3 separate regions of the Homo sapiens genome follow, and regions 1 and 2 are each linked to region 3. The links are chromatin loops, found by intact Hi-C in ENCODE. Cell type or tissue: PC-9. All regions are shown on one strand. Links, peaks and the distances in the headings refer to the core of each region. The heading gives the core; the rest is flanking DNA.

What was found. A loop is a pair of places that touch in the nucleus more often than their neighbours do. Peaks named below come from ENCODE experiments on the same cell type or tissue, not always from the same donor. Only the 100,000 strongest peaks of a DNase experiment are listed, where the experiment ranks them.
Region 1: a loop joins it to region 3, with 4 times the contacts of the local background. A loop is called at or near these places in 2 of 110 quality-filtered maps.
Region 2: a loop joins it to region 3, with 6 times the contacts of the local background. A loop is called at or near these places in 2 of 110 quality-filtered maps.

Annotation. Positions count from the first base shown.
Region 1 is chr11:70,554,676-70,560,190 of GRCh38, reverse strand. The region is part of intron 17 of SHANK2 (SH3 and multiple ankyrin repeat domains 2); the gene reads left to right. Among named protein-coding and RNA genes, the nearest start is that of SHANK2-AS1, 69 kb to the left of the region's middle. RefSeq lists enhancers at 1,415-2,145, 2,146-2,876. In PC-9, for the core only: no CTCF peak of the experiment used is centred there; a DNase peak (open chromatin) is centred at 3,110.
Region 2 is chr11:70,542,366-70,547,880 of GRCh38, reverse strand. All of the region lies in intron 17 of SHANK2 (SH3 and multiple ankyrin repeat domains 2), which reads left to right. Among named protein-coding and RNA genes, the nearest start is that of SHANK2-AS1, 81 kb to the left of the region's middle. RefSeq lists enhancers at 1-206, 643-1,477, 2,313-3,147. In PC-9, for the core only: no CTCF peak of the experiment used is centred there; no DNase peak of the experiment used is centred there.
Region 3 is chr11:70,480,299-70,485,813 of GRCh38, reverse strand. SHANK2 (SH3 and multiple ankyrin repeat domains 2) reads left to right here. Exons shown (of 26, transcript NM_012309.5): 25 at 1-500. Among named protein-coding and RNA genes, the nearest start is that of CTTN, 85 kb to the right of the region's middle. In PC-9, for the core only: CTCF peaks have their summits at 2,429 and 2,629 (motif pointing right); DNase peaks (open chromatin) are centred at 2,533, 3,373 and 4,013; H3K4me3 peaks cover 642 bases; H3K27ac peaks cover 3,435 bases.

The DNA.
Region 1 (5,515 bases), core at 159-5,158, 74 kb before region 3:
CACTTGAAATACAACCCCAAGCCGAGCACGGTGGCTCACGCCTGTAATCCAAGCACTTTGGGAGTCTGAGGCGGGCAGGTCACTTGAGGTCAGGAGTTCGAGACCAGCCTGGTCAACATGCCAAAACCCTATCTCTACTAAAAATCCAAAAATTAGCTTGGCGTGGTGGTGTGTGCCCGTAATCCCAGCTACTTGGGAGGGTGAGGCAGGAGAATCACTTGAACCCGGGAGGCGGAAGCTGCAGTGAGCTGAGATCACGCCACTGTGCTCCAGCCTGGGCAACAGAGTGAGACTCTGTCTCAAAATAAATAAATAAATAAATAAAGCAACCCCCCAGAATATGGGTGGTCTGGGGCAGGAAGAGGAAAGGGCTGTTTTGTGTGAGGGCTCTTTTTTTGGAGTCTGATCATCTACCATTTGGGCAGGAGGGGACTGGGCAGGGCGCACCGTCTTCTGTTTTGGGGAGAGGTTACGATGCACGTCCTCCTTGGAGGACAGCTCATCAATTCCTATGAAAATGATCGATGCAGATGCCCTCTGGCCCAGCCTCTGTGCTAACAGGACTGGATCCCACAGCTCTACTTGTCCAGGTGTGTCCCCAGGAAAGCGCGGGCCAGGTAAGCTATGGAGCGCCCAGTGTGAGGAGTGCCGTGCCACTGTCAGAAAGCTGAGGCGGCTCTGGGGGTCCTGCTAGGGAATGATCTCCCGAGTAAGTGATTTGAGGTGAAAAAAGCCAGGAGCAGACAGACTGTTAACTGTGTTGCTATTTGTGTGAGAAAAAGAAGCGTGGTGTGTGGAAACTCTCTGAACGCTCTCTGCATTGGTTTCTTTTGGTAAAGCTAAAAGTGTTCTAAAAAAAATAGGGTCTATGGGCCGGGTGTGATGGCTCACGCCTGTAATGCCAGCACTTTGAGAGGCCGAGGCAGGTGGATCACTTGAGGTCAGGAGTTCAAGACCAGCCTGGCCAACATGGTGAAACCCCATCTCTACTAAAAATACAAAAAATTAGCCGGGTGTGGTGGCAGGTGCCTGTAATCCCAGCGACTCAGGAGGCTAAGGCAGGAGAATAGCTTGAACCCTGGAGGCAGAGGTTGCAGTGAGCCGAGATCACACCACTGCACTCCAGCCTGGATGACAGAAAGAGTCTCCATCTTGGAAAAAAAAATATAGCGTCTGTGAAATGAGAAAATTGTTATTAAGAGTCTCCGAAATGAGGAAATCGTTATTAAGAGGCGTGTGTGTGCACATTGCCCCGAGCACATCTCTCTTCCGTGTGCAGACGCGCTGCAGGCCGACTCCAACGGGGGCTGCTTTCTCTCCATGCAGCAGCTGTGCTGCTGTTTTCTTTCACGTCCTCCAGGAAGCCGGAGCCCTCCTGTGCTCTCCTGTAGCTGCCTCATCCCTGCGCTCTGGGCCGTCAGTGTGTCTTTCTGGTCGCCTCCCGCTCAGGTGTGCACAGTCCTGTCTCTTTCGGTTCACTCACCCAGTGCCCAAGTGTAGAATCTGGCTCTCTGCAAAACTCAGGGGCCCAAGGTGCATCAGGCCCTGGACTGACTACCTCCCCACGTGGCCTCCCAGCTAGCATCCCCATGGGGGAGCACTGATCTTGCCTCTGTGTTACAGACGAGGAAACTGAGGCACAGAGAGGTAAGCCACTTGTCTAAGACCATCCAAGTGAGAGCTGGCAGATCCAGGCTTGGAACCCTGGCAGGCTGGCTCCAGCCTGAGCTCCGAAGCTCTGTCCAGGCACTGTCTTGAAGGCCAGCTCTGTGGCGGTGACAGGCACGACTGGGCTGGGTCGTGCACGCCGAATGGGCTGAGCCCGATGCTGACGCAGGGGGAAGCCGGCTGCTCCCTTCCTGCTGAGAGCTCCCGTGGCATTGTCCAGAGGGCAGGTACAGGTGTCCCCCACATGACATCAAGCCCACAAGCCCATGGCCTGACGCTCCTACCGAAGCCCCAGTGGGCAGGTGAATGAGCCTCCAGTCGGGGGGCCAGGGGGCTCCCCCTCGCACACCTCCAGATAGAAAGAACCTCTCCGAGAATCCCCAGAAAGACCCAGGCCTCCTTGGTGGGCAGCTGGACCCCTGCCACGGAACAGCCAGAGAGCATGGACCCCGGGCCCCCTCACGGTCTCGCCTCCTCTCCCTTCTCCCCTGGCATTTCCTTGCTCAGCAGATGAAGGATGATCAGAGTTCCTGGTGGCATTTGTTCTCAATTGGTATTTAACATATTTGCCAAAGACTGTCATTTTGAAGGGGAAAGTGTTCAAATAGTAGCAGTGACTCAGCCCCGGCTCGGCACGCCTGGGAGCTGTGGCTGCAGAAAGCCCAGCTGCAGGGTCCAGGTGGGCTCAGATGCACTGGGCAGCTGTGTGCATGAAGAAAGCCGCTTGTCCGTTGGAAACGTGCAGGCCCAGCCTCCTCGGGATCACTGGGGATCTCCGGAACCACTTGGGCCTTTGCACAGGAAAGCCCAGGTCAGGGGGCTTTCTGCTTGTCCTTCCAGACTGTGGGAATCTTGGAGGACACAGCTGTGAGGGCCCCCCACCCACAGCTCCCCCAGGCCCCACTGTCAGCTCTTGCCCTGGCCCCGCGGTGCTGCCAGCCTGCTCCCTGCTCCCGGCTTTAGCAGCAAGACCGACATCAAGCTCTGGAATGAGCCTCCCAAGGGTCACATCCAGCCTCAGAGCCAGGACTGCCAACTCCATCTGGGCTCCTCCCCCACTGCTGAGCATCCAGAACATCTGTCTGGAAGCTTCCATATGGAACGCCCTCCATGTGAGTCCCTTCTTAGGAGGAGGTGGTGGTTAGCAGCAAGAGCCTCAGGGTGGGCTGGCCTGGGTTCAGTCCCCGCCCTGGAACTCACATGTGATCATCTGTTTGCTTGCTTGCTTTTTGTCTGTAATTCGTGAGATCCTGAGGCCAGTTGATAGCTTCATTCCCAGCACCCAGGACACAGCCTGCATCTAGGAGGCACTTGGTAAATATTGAGTGAAGAGGTGAATGAATGAATGAATGAATGAATGAATGAATGAATGAGGCTTTTAGTGCAATGCCTGGTATGTGGTGAGCACTTGAAATATGGAAGTGGTTGGGTCCTTCTGAGTCACACCAGCAATGCCACTACATTTATGGCCCTGGCTTTGTAAAAATACAGTCAGGCTCGCCTAGGTGTGGTGACTCATGCCTATAATCCCAGCACCTTGGGAGGCCAAGGGCAGGAGGATCACTTCAGCCCAGGAATTGGAGACCAGCCTGGGCAACACAGCAAGACCCCATCTCTACCAAAAAAAATTTAAAATGAGAAAAAATGAGGCCAGGAGCGATGGCTCACTTTAGGAGGCCAAGGCGGGCGGATCACTTGAGGCCAGGAGTTAGAGACCAGCCTGGTCAACATGGAGAAACCCCATCTCTACTAAAAATACAAAAATTAGCTGGACGTGGTAGCACATGCCTGTAATCCCAGATACTCAGGAGGCTGAGGCAGGAGAATTACTTGATCCTGGGAGGCTGAGACTACAATGAGCTGATTTCACACCACTGCACTCCAGCCTGGGTGACAGAGTGAGACCCTGTCTCAAGAAAAAAAAAAAAAAAAGAAAAAAATTAGCTGGGCATGGCGGTGGGTCCCTGTAGTCCCAGCTAGTCAGGAGGCTAAGGCAGGAGGATCACTTGAGCCCAGGAGTTTGAGGCTACAGTGAACTGTGCCTGCATCCTGGCAACCCAGCCTGGGCAACAGAGCAAGACAAAAAAATAAAGGAAAGCTAGAGAGAGAGAGAGAGAGAGAGAGAGAGAAAGAAAGAAAGAGACAGAGAGAAAATAAATGTGATCAGGCTGCACGTTAAGTGCTTATAGCAGCTTTATTGCCAAAAACTGGATGTAGCCTGGATGTCCTTCAGTAGGTGAGTGGTCAAACAAACTGTGATATATTCAGACAATGGAAAAGTATTCAGCAATGAAAAGAAATGGCTATCGAGGCATAAAAAAGAAATGAGGTGTATTGAGTCACAAAATATATGGAGGAAACTTAAATCCGTATCATTAAGCAAAAGAAGCTAACCTAAACAGGCTACATTGAAAACCTGTTGTTCAGTGTAGCCACCTTTATCAGTGATCTCAGCTAGATCTTCTGGAGAACTTGCTGCAGCTTCTCCATCAGCACTTGCTGTTTCACCTCGCACTTTTATTTTATGGATATGGCTTCTTTCCTTCAACCTCATGAATCACCCTTGCTAGCTTCAGACTTTTGTTCTGCAGCTTACTCACCTCTCTCAGCCTTCATAGACTTGAAGAGAGTTAGGGCCTTGCTGTGGATTAGGCTTTGGTTTAAGGGAATGTTGTGACCGGCTTGATTTTCTATCCAGACCACTGAAACTTTCTCCATTTCAGCAATGAGGATGCTTCACTTTCTGATAATTTGTATGTTCACTGGAGTAGCGCTTTTTTGTTGTTGTTGTTCTTTTGAAACAGGGTCTCACTCTTTCACCCAGGCTGGAATGCAGTGGCATATTCACAGCTCACTGCAGCCTCAAACCCCTGCACTGAAGTGATCCACTGCCTCAGCCTCTGGAGTAGCTGCGACCTACAAGCACATGCCACCATGTCCAGCTAATTTATTTGTTATTTTTCATATAGATGGGGTCTCAAACTCGAGGGCTCAAGTGATCCTCCCACCTTGGCCTCCCAAAGTGCTGACATTACAGGCGTGAGCCGCCCCACCCAGCCCAGAGTAGCACTTTTAATTTCCTTCTAGATCTTTTCCTTTACATTCACAACTTGGCTAGCTTTGGCACAAAAAGCCTAGCTTTCAGCCTGTCTCAGCTTTCAACATGCCTTCCTCACTAAGCTTAATTGTTTCTAGCTTTTGATTTAAAGTGAATGATGTGTGACGCTTCCTTTCACTTGAACACTTAGAGGCCATTGTAGAGTTCTTAACTGGCCCCATTTCAATAGTGTTGTGTCTCAGGGAGTAAGGAGGCCTGCACAGAGGGAGAGAGATGGAGGAGTGGACAGTCGGTGGAGCAGTCAGAACACACAATATTTATCGATTAAATTCACCATCTTATTTGAGTGTGTTTTACGGCACCCCCAAAAAAATCCAATAGTAGCATCAAAAAGTATAGATCACAGATCACGATAACAGACAGAAAGTTTGGAATATTGTGAGAATTATCCAACATGTGACACAGAGATGCAAAGTGAGCACGTGCTGTTGGGAAAATGGTGCTGATGGGCTGACTCTCTGTGGGGTGGCTGCAGGCCTTCGATTTGTTAAAAAAAAAAAAAATGCAATGTTCGTGAAGTGCAATGAAGTGAGGTGTGCCTGTATATGACATTCTCAAAAAAAAAAAAAAATGGAGATAGTGAAAAATCAGCAGTTGCCAGGGATTGGGGGCAGGGAGGGTGAAAGATGGGGCACAGCCATTGTTGGGCAGTGGCGCTCTTCTGTATGGCACTGGAGTGGGGGAACGGGGCGTTATAGATAGTTACAACCAACGAATATACAATGCCCA
Region 2 (5,515 bases), core at 159-5,158, 62 kb before region 3:
GGGCTTGCAGGGGCTTGCCAAGAACATTGAAATTCTCTGTCTCGATTGTGTCTAAATGGTTATGGGGACCAAGGATTCCTTTAGCAGAGTTAATTTGCACTTGGAAGACAATTACGTAGAGTAAGAGCTCAGCCTTTCAAGTCAGCTATTCAAGCGGGGGTCCCAGAGAAGTTGCTTTTCTTTTCAAATCAGATCTGTACCTTCCTCAAGACTGAGGAATAGCTGTTTGATACTCAGACACGCTGTCCAGCTGGGATTACAGGCACCTGCTCTGTGCTGGGCTGTGGGGTGACTAGAGCTGAACAGAAGTTAAAGCGATAGGACAGGTGCGGTGGCTCATGCGTGTAATCCCTACATTTTGGGAGGGTGAGGTGGGTGGATCACCCAAGGTCAGGAGTTTGAAACCAGCCTGGCCAACTTGGTGAAACGGCATCTCTACTAAAAACACAAAAATTAGCCAGGTGTGGTGACAGGTGCCTGTAATCCCAGCTACTCAGAAGGCAGAGGCAGGAGAATCGCTTGAACCCAAGAGGTGGAGGTTGCAGTGAGCCGATATTGTACCACTGCACTCCAGCCTGGGCAACAGAGCGAGACTCTGTCTCAAAAAAAAGTTGTTAATAAATACAGTTTTTATCCAGGACTATTGCGGTAGGGGAGTAGCAGAATATTGAATAGGGAGGAGACTTAGTACGGGATAGGACTCAGTTCCTAATACTGCATGGGCTAGTGGGGATTTAGGGCCCAGGAGTGGGTGGGAGTGAGAGGGTGGAAAATTCCTGAGTGGAAGCATCAAGGGTGAGGGAGATTCTGGGTAAACTGACCTAATGGGATTCTTGCTGCAGGCAGGCTGGGGTGAGCAGACATCCCAGGTGGGGGTGGGAGGTGAGCGGCCTGATCAGGTATCCAGGGTCGGGAGTTCTTGCTAAAGTTGGATTTGATACGGAAGCGCACAGATGGACTCAGGAGAAGTCCAGGGAGTCTGGTGAAGCAAAGAATCTTAATCATAGCTTGGCAAGCACAGAGCTGGCCAAGGCAGGATGCCCCCCAGAAGGTTCTGCAGCTGGAGGAACCTCGAGGGCCTGACACGCTGGAGACACCCAGAGCCAGCAGGGAGGTGTATGCATTGTTCCCCCTTGTTCCCAGGGAGGGGACTGGGGCAGCCCAGCATCTGCCAAGGCCAGCAAGGCAGTGGACACCCTCCCACCAAGGCCCACCAGGGGTCTACACCAGCCCAGTCGGCAGGGGGAGGCTTCAATGGGACTGGGCTGTAGCATGAGGGTCAGGGAAGCTGGGAGGGTCTCGATCTTGAGGAAAGACTGACCAATGAGGCAAGGTGTCTGGACTCTCGACAACTTGACAACTTGGAATAATAAAAAAGCATGCATTGGGGTCTCTGTCCCTAGTTCCTGGCACAGAACTCTTAAAACCTCTTGAATTTCCTGTCTTTTATATGTTAATGAGATGATACTTAGGGGAGGCGGAGGCTAGATAGCTTCAGGATGGCAGGGGCTGGTCACCAGAAAAACCAACCACATGATTCTAGAGGTGCAGAAGGCTCAGGAAGAGGGGCTGGAGGTTGAGCTCAATTGCCATTGGCCAATGATTAATCAGCTGTACCTAAGTATTGAAACCTCCATTAAAACTCTGGGCGCAGTGGTTCACACCTGTGATTCCAGCACTTTGGGAGGCCGAGGCGGGCGGATTCCTTGAGATCAGGAGTTCAAGACCAGCCTAAGCAGCATAGTGTGACCCCCATCTCTACAAAAAAAAAAAAAAAAAAAAATTAAATAAATAAATTTATAAAAAACAACCAGGCTTGGGAGGTTCCAAGCTGGTGGTACCCAAGGGGGTGTGGAAGCTCTGCACCCCCCATTTGCCCCGAGCTTCTCTTCCCTGTGGGCTGTTCAGAGGTGCAGCCTCCATAATCAACTGGTTGCCATAAGTGATGCATGTTCCCGAGTATTGTGAATGGTTCTAGCAAATATCAGACCTGAGCAAGGGTTATGGGAGCTCTGACTCGTAGTCAGCCAGGCAGAAGTGTGGGTCATCTGGGGAGCCACTTCTTGGCAACTGGCCTCCGAGGCTGGGGCAGTCTTGTGGGACTGGGCCCTTCGCCCGCAGGGTCTGCACTGACTCTGGGAGGTACTGTCAGAATTGAACTGAGCAGTAGGACACCCAGCTGGCAGGGATTAGAGAATTGGTTGATGTTGGAATGATGTATTTGGTGTCAGAAAAAAATACAACACCAGCTGTTTAATGAGCAATTACCGTGTGCAGGCGCCGTACGGAGGGTGTGCGTGAATTATCCCGTCCCAGTGGCCTTAGGGAGACGGTGCTGTCACTGAGCTGCTCTCAGGGGAGAAAACCAAGACCCCGAGGTGAGGACCCTCAGCTCTGCAGTGGGCGCTGAGGTGGGCGCCATCCAGGAGAGAGCGTGCGGTGGCTCGGGGCCTCCCAGAGCTGCCCTGACTCCCCTGCTTGGCCAGCCCCTCCCTGGGAGCCCCACCCCAGGGCCAGCAAAGGCTGCAGTGAGTCAGGGGCCGTGAATGTCTCTGGAGCAGGAGCTGCAGACAGGCAGGAGCTGGGAGCTGGTCAGGAAGACGAGACTGGCACACAAAGGAGCTGATTAGCAATGCGACGCTGCCTCCGGCCAGCCGGATTAGGAGCTCAGACAGCGCGAGCCCAGGGACTGCAGGAGCCACTTCCATCCATTCTCAGACAAAAAGAGACGCCCACGGCAGGACTGGGGTGGTGATCGGGGAATCAGAGCGCAACCCCTCCCAGGCCCCAGTGGCCCTTGCCTGCCCTGGCCTGGGCTCTTGCCACCGGCCCATCCTCTTCCAAGAGGCCATCCTGTGCCCGTGCTTGGCATGTGAGAGAAGCTCCCGAGGTCCACCGCCACCCCAGCAGGAGACACAGCAGCTGGCCCATCCCCAGAGGCCGCAGCCCCACGTGGTCCCGCGACGGTGTCCTTGGTGCTCACGTGGGCTCAGAGGATGCAATCCCTGAAGGACCTGTGGGTGGGGACACCGGTGCCTTGCCCAGGACAGCCCCGGTGACATTTGCTCCTTTGTGGCATCAGAAGCCTGAGGGTGGGCTGAGGTCTCGCCTCTGTCGTCGCAGTGAGACTGCGGTTTCAGGTCACAGCAGCAGCAGGGGCCTCCCCTTTTGTCGCCTACCGGATGAAAGACCTGTGTCCCTGCAGAGGTGGCCACCCCGCTCCTGGTCCCAAGTCCATCTGCTGGTCCAGGCCAGGGAGGGGGTGTTGGGATGGGATGGTGTCTACTGTGACCTGAGGGCGGGGTGGCCCCTCCTGACCCTGCTGAGTGCCTCTCCCTGGGCAGGGATTTGGGCCCTGGTGAACCATACACACTGCACGGCCCACAGTGAGATCCGTCAGTCACTCTCCCACGGGCAGCTGCTCCGGGTCTCACAGGGACAGACAGGGGCAGTAGCCTTGCCCCCCTCCAAACCCCAGGCTAAACAATGACAATTGCTAACAGCTGGTCTGGAAGGTCCTACGCGTGGGGCTCCACCTTTGGGGGCTCATTTTATCTTCACAACAGCTATGTTCCCCGTAGCTGCTGGGACTGGCCCATTTTCCAGATGAGGACACTGAGGCACAGAGTGGGCAGGCCGGGGCTGGAGAGGTTCTGCGGCCCCAGGACTCTCTCCTGCATGTGGAGAGTGGAGATTTGAACTGGGCCTGTCATCCCCAGGGAGAGGCACAGGATGGGAGGTCAGGGTTGGGTTTTCCAAATAGGCTGTTTCCTGACTTCTGGAAAGTTGCCTTAAGAAATGGGAACGTGTCTGCTAACAGCCTCTCGTTGAGGCCAAATTTGGGGGGACTGTGAGGCTATAGGAAAAAGCAAACTCAGTTTCTTCCCACTATACTCTCTCAACGCAATCCACACAGAGCCCTCAGTGGCCAGATGAGTGGGGTTCCCACACACAGCAAGCAAGCAATCGGTTCCCTCGGACACCAGCAGGTGCCCCTAATTCAATTCAGTTCTGCACTGCTCACCTGGAGAGTGTGTTGATCCCATAGGGTGAGGCTCAGTCCCACAAGATGGGCCCCACGTCCTTTGCAGGTGCCAAGAACAAGCCCCAGGTTGTGACCTGTGCCTCTGACCGACCAGCTATGAATCAGGGTTCCCATGATGCCCTTCTCTGGTTCAATTAATTTGCTAGAGCAGCTCACAGAATGGAGGGAAATACGTTTGCCGGTTTCTTATAAAGGATATTACAAATGGAGTGATGTGTGGGGTGAGGTACAGGGGAAGGCGTGCAGCTTTGATGCCCTGCCCAGGCACGCCACCCCCAAGGAACCTCCACGTGTTCATCTATTCAGAAACTCCTCCAAACCCTGTCCTTTTGGGGGTTTTATGGAAGTTTCATTACACGGACATGATTGATTCAATCATTGGCCATTGGTGATCGACTCAACCTTCAGCCTCTCTCTCTCCTCCCTGGAGGCTGGAGGGCAGGGCGGAAAATTCCAACCCTCTAATCTTGGGATTGGTTCTTTTGGTAACCAGCCCCCATTCTGAAGCTATCTAGGGACCCCCAGCCACCAGTCATCTCACTAGCATACAAAGACACTCAGCACTCTGGAGGGTCCTGAGATTTTAGGAGCCATGTGTCAGTAGAGGAGAGGAAAACCAAATACCCATTTCACAACGCAGACTGTGTGTGGCTCCTCCGTGCCTTTCTCTAACAGAGCATCCTCTGATCTGAAAGGTGCCCGGCCATCAAACTGCAGTTCCAGTTCCATGAAAAGCACATGCAGTTACCCTGGGGAGCTCAGCCGCCACCCCACGCCAGGCCGGTTGAGGGCTCTGCCTCCTCACCCAGCGCATGCCGCCCCTGCCCTTCTACCCGCCTGCTTGCTCTGTTCAAGTTCTCATTTGTGGGATTGGTCAGCGGTCCCGGGGGGGCCCCCTTCCTGCTGAGATCTCCAGATGGGGGGACAGTCAGCCCTTGAGATACTAGAGAAATCCCCTGGGAACATTTCCTGCCTCTCTTCATGGCAGTGGGGAAACTGAGGCTATGGTGCCCGGGAGTTAGGAGGCCCATTGGAAACCCCGCCAGGGTACAGGCAGGAAGCTGCGTGATCAGGTTGTCTTGTGAAAATGCTTCTTTGGGAACCAGCTTCCAGGAGTAGCCACTCAGGCCCACATGACTTCTGAGTCGTTTGCCAACCTTCCTGGGCTGTTGGGTTTGTGCTCCAGGAAGGACCTGATGGTTAGAGTGGAGGTGTTGGAGAGAGTCCCAGAGCCCTGCCCAGTGAGGGTCAGGAGGCTATGGCCGTGTCCCATAAGCAGGGCTGAGCACAGCCCACATGCACCTCCAGGGGCTGTGCTGCAAACGACACACATGGATTTTCTCACAGTTCGGAGGCCAGAATTCCAAAATCAAGGTGTGGGCAAAGCCATGAGCCCCCTCTAGGCTCTAGGGGAGGGTCCTTCCTTGCCTCCTCCAGCTCTGGGGCTCCCGGTATTCCTTGGCTGCTAGC
Region 3 (5,515 bases), core at 263-5,262:
GTGGACAGCCGGAGTAGCAGCGACCACCACCTCGAGACGACCAGCACTATCTCCACCGTGTCTAGCATCTCCACCCTGTCTTCCGAAGGTGGAGAGAATGTGGACACCTGCACAGTCTATGCAGATGGGCAAGCATTTATGGTTGACAAACCCCCAGTACCTCCTAAGCCAAAAATGAAGCCCATCATTCACAAAAGCAATGCACTTTATCAAGACGCGCTCGTGGAAGAAGATGTAGATAGCTTTGTTATCCCCCCGCCCGCTCCCCCGCCCCCGCCGGGCAGTGCCCAGCCTGGGATGGCCAAGGTTCTCCAGCCAAGGACCTCCAAGTTGTGGGGCGACGTCACAGAGATCAAAAGCCCGATTCTCTCAGGCCCAAAGGCAAACGTTATTAGTGAATTGAACTCTATCCTACAGCAAATGAACCGAGAGAAATTGGCAAAGCCGGGGGAAGGACTGGATTCACCAATGGGAGCCAAGTCCGCCAGCCTCGCTCCAAGGTAAGTCCGCGGTTGGTGCACATGCACACCGCTCTGCGTGCACTGTCCCTGCTGACCAGGAAAGGCCCTCGGGTAGCAGCCCCAGCGGACACGAAGAGGGGAATTCGTAAAGCCTGTGTGGGCCACGTCTGTTAATGCAGTAACACTTCTTTTTCTCATGCTCCTGGACTCCGGGATAGCCGAGTAATGATCACAGCCATCCTGGTGGGACACAGCACTCCTTCATAAAGACTTGTAATGAAATGAGGTTGCTGGAAGCCCTCCTCACCTTGGCTTCCAAAGAGAAGCTCTACTCTCTCTTCTGTGCCCTCCAGATCTCTGCCAGGACCACCTAGAAGGCCGTTTAGAGCCTCGCCAAAGCCCAAACCAAGCTTCGAGTTGGTTGCAGGAGACTAGCTGCCCCAAGAGGGCAGCGAGTGGGTGGGCGGTGGGTGCAGGTGTCTGAATACACGTGTGGGTTCTTCTTCCCCTCCCATCACTACCAGGTTTGCGGGCTTGGGAGGCACAGGGTCATGGCTGTACTGGTGAACTCTAAGTGCAGTACATTCTTCCCTGCCAGCCCATCCTGTCCCAGGGGCAGAAGCCTCTAGCTGTGTCCATGTCAGCCCTTCACAGTATTGTGCAGGGTTTACATTATTTCCATTGGAACTGAACGTAGAATAAGTCAGGAGTCATTTCTAGACGCAACCAGAGGGCTCTATCTGAGGCTGTCTGGAAGGAGCCTATATTTGATCATTCTTGCACTGCTATAAAGAAATAGCTGAGACTGGGTAATTTATAAAAAAATGAGGTTTAATTGGCTCGAGTTCTGCAGGCTATATGGGAAGCATGATGTTGGCTTCTGCTTGGCTTCTGGAGAAGCCTCAAGAAACTTTCAGTGATCACCAAAGGGGGAGCAAGAGGGAGTCGGGGGAGGTACCACAGTCTATTTAAACAACCTGATCTCATGAGAGCTCACTATGTACAGTAGCCAGGGAAGATGGTGCTAAACCGTTCATGAGAACTCCCCCACCATGATCTGATCACCTCCCACCAGGCACCTCCTCCAACACTGGAGACTACAATTTCACATATGAGATTTGGGTGGGAACACAGATCCAAACCGTATCAGGGCTCAGCAGTCTGTGGCTTTGGGGAGCCCCATTGGCTCCCGTGATGGCTTATGGTTCTTGGTTCTCCTTCCCTGTGGTGTGCACCATTTTGCTGTTCCCCAGGTGGCAGCATCTTCAGTCTCTCCCACTGATATTTGATCTTGGGTTTCATCATTTTGACTAATGAAGCCTCTCTCCATACCCCTGCTGGGCAGGCATTTGATTTAAGCCACTCAGTGCATTAATCAGTGACATCACATACAGCTGGGGCTCAAGATGCAGACTGAGAGCCCCAATTTTCCCAGTTATTTTTCAGTGTGGATGTAAATAAATGACTTGGATGTCATCTATTACTCTAAAGGAGTATCGATAGGCTGGCATTGGTATAGAGAAGCACAGTTACACTGCAGACATTCAGACAGTGCCTCCAGTCAAGGAGAAAGTCTAAGAATTATGTACGTATACACCTACAAGTACACTCAACAGCCTCCAGGAATTTTGAGAAAGGGTGTTGCTTTGCCGCTCAGGCTGGAGTGCTGTGACGTGATCACGGCTCATTGCAGCCTTGCAGCCTAGACCTCCTGGGCTTAAGCAATCCTCACACCTCACCTAGCCTCCTGAGTAGCTAGGACAATAGACGCATGCCACCACACCCAGCTATTTTTTTTTTTTTTTTTTTTTTTTTTGGTAGAGATGAGGTCTCACCATGTGTCCCAGGCTGGTCTCGAACTCCTGGGCTCAAACGAACCACTCACCTCAGCCTCCCAAAGTGCTGGGATTGCAGGCATGAGTCACTGCACTGGGCCAAAAATCTGAAAAACTGACTAGTTTAACCCTTCCCCATTACATACTAATGTGGCTCTTCCGTCATTACTCTATGTGGAAGCAATAATTAAAGAGGCCTTATCTTAGTGTTTCACATTTTTACAAAACACTTTCTCATGGGTGGGTAATTTTTATGACAACTGGGGAGCAGGTATGAGTCACACCCATTTTTCAGAGGATAAGTGGCTTGTCCACATACACAGCCAGCAGGAGGCAGAGCTGGGACACAGGCTGGGGTTTCCTGACTCTCACTTCCCCTTGTAAGCAATGTCTGCAGTAAGGAAGGAGCTGGAAGGGAATGGCTCTAGGGCTGGAGGAAGGAATCCACTGTTCAGGTCAGCAGGGCATCCTGCACCAAGCTGTGCTCCCCTGAGCACTCCACTCGGGGAGTCCAGGGACCCCGTCCATGGAGACCTCTCCCTGAGTGGCAGCTGGACAGCTCATCCCCTCTACTCGTCTTCAGGCTGGGCCAGCTCCTGGGGTGCCCACAGGGGAGTGGGACCCCAACTTGCAGCGTCTCTAGGGTTTCTCTGCCCTGCATTTCTCCAGGGGGACCCTGAGAGGGGGCTGGCTCAAAGCAGACTTCATAGGGCAGAATCCTGCTGTACTCTGAAGGAGAGCAGCTGCATACCACCGCCGACCCACGCGTGAGTGCCAAGAACGGCCGCCTCCCAGCTGTCCTGTTATTTATAGCCCGGCTCTCTTACAGTAAGAACAGGAGCCCACACCTATGACACAAAGCATTCACCAAACGCCAGGCACTACATTCCACGGCACCCCTGAGCCAGGGCCTGTAATTTTTCCCACTGTGTGAACAAGGAAGCAGAAGGCAGGGCGGTGAAGCTACTGAGCCGAGGCTACTTCACAGGAAGACGCGGAACTAGACCTCCAACCCATGGAGCTGGCTCAGGGTTTGACTCCTCACCTTGTGGGAGCCAGGGACTGCCTTGGAAGGAATGACCAACTGGCAAACCGAACACCTGCAAGGCTGAGACTGCCGCGGGCGGGGCTGCTCTCAGGCCTCTGACTGTCCTTAGGCCAAGCTCTTTGGTCAGCAAGAGGCTAATAGCAGGCTTAGTCACTAGGAGGTCACCCTGCGGCCGATAACAGCAGGCTTAGTCACTAGGGGTTCACTGGCACTGCCAAGCTCCCAGAGGCCATGTCTGTTCCCTTCTTGCTCCCGGCCAAGGGTTACACTTTACACTCAGAGTTGGACTAGAAACAGGATGGCCTGAGGCCAGAGGACAAAGATGAAGAGCATTCACTGTAGGCACTAAACTAGGCTCAATCCTCTCCCTCGCCCTTGCTTCTCGGATCTAATAACCTCACCAGGCTGAGCACTTGGGACAAAGCCCCCATGGAGGTGCGCCACGGCCACGGGACACACTGACAAGGACAAGTGGGGGGCAGTCAGAACCACCACTGGGGGGGGGTCCAGGACGGAGTTGCCAGGGCACCAGAGCTGTCCCCCTTGCCGTGAGGGCTGTCTCCTCTCAGCCACAGACCTATCTCTCAGCATGTCTCCTTTGCTGGGCGTGGTCTTCACTGATGGGCCCTGGGCATTTGATCATCTGAGGATCAGAGGGAGCCTTAAGAACTCTCACCTGAGTTCACCGCCTGGGCGACTCACCACCACCTTTAAATGCATCTAAAAATTAAGAGCTGTGAATGGCCCTGGGCAAAATGAGGCACGAAATTGGATGAAGGGAATTCCTACCGAGGAAAAAGAAATGAGTTTTTCTAGGGAAAATTGAAAACCAGCCATGCTTTTTGAAATGACAGATAAGCAGTGGTGTAAAAATCCCATTTCCATAGAAACAAGTTTTGACTGCCCAAGAAAGGGACAATTTTTAGAGCTGTTCCTCAAATGTTCATTCATGAAATGGGCAGAAACCTCAGCTGAACTTGACCCTTTTAAAGTTCCTCTCATCCTTGGATTCTTCCTTTCTTTTCACTTCTTGCAAGAATCCAGGATGGGATCAAAGGAAGCAGCTGAAGATTAAACAACTAGATCCTTGTTTTCCTTGGGTATGTTTGATTTAACTTTAGCCGTGAATGAGTCTCTGATGCTCAAAGCTCTTCCCTGAAATCAAGGATGACATGGAATTTGCAGGCGTCTTAATTACAAATACGCCGACGAAAGGAAGATGATGAAGTAGTTCTCTTTAGTACATAATGTTAAAAGAGAAAAAAGTACATCATATTAGAGGCATCTCCCAGGGTGATCTGAAAACACCCTGCCAAGAATGGAGGCGTCAGTTCTAAGAAAAGTGTTCCAGGACCACCTGGCCTGATTATTCCAGGAGGTAGTCTCATCTTTGATCTCAAACTGGATCAAAGTGAAGGAAACTGGTTTGGGGAAGGAAGAGTGAGTGTGTCTCTGTGAAGAGTCAGTGGTCCCTCCTCAGCAGAATGCCAAGACAACAGCTGCCAGCCCAGAGGCCTGACAGTGCTGCACGCTGGGGGTCCCAGCACAGGAGCCTGGGGCTGCAAAAGCTCAGAGCCGGAAGCTCCTCAGGTGCAGGCCTAGGAGACTGACTGGACACTCAGACTTGGAATCATGGCCCAGCCCCACTGTCTCCTGAATTCACCAGTCAGGAGTTCACTGAGCTACTTTCTATAAGCCTAGTGCCAGGCTGAGGCTAGAGAGTAACGAGGAATACACCAACAAGGATGCCTGGACCCTCAGAATGGGGCAGCAATTCCGTCACTAATCATTCACTCAACAAAGTTAGGGATTGCCTTTATGTGCCAGGTGCCATGCTGTGCCCAGGATTTATCACTGAACAAGAAAACATTCCAGATGCCCCTCCCTTTGGGGAGCTCAAATTCTCGAGGGGAGAAATGGACAACAAATAATAAGACAAACCCAAACTGTGACAAATGCCACAAAGGAGCCACAACATGCTAATAGGTTAGTGACCAGTGCAGAAAGGGGCTGTGATGCACCAGCAGGTAAAAATAACCACGTGCAGAAGAGAGCCACGGGACACCAGCAGGTTAACCCTGACCACATGCAGAAAGGGCGGACTAGGATGCCCTAGCAGGTTACAGTGAGCATGTGCAGAAAGGGACTGACACTCTGCAAGGAAATGACAT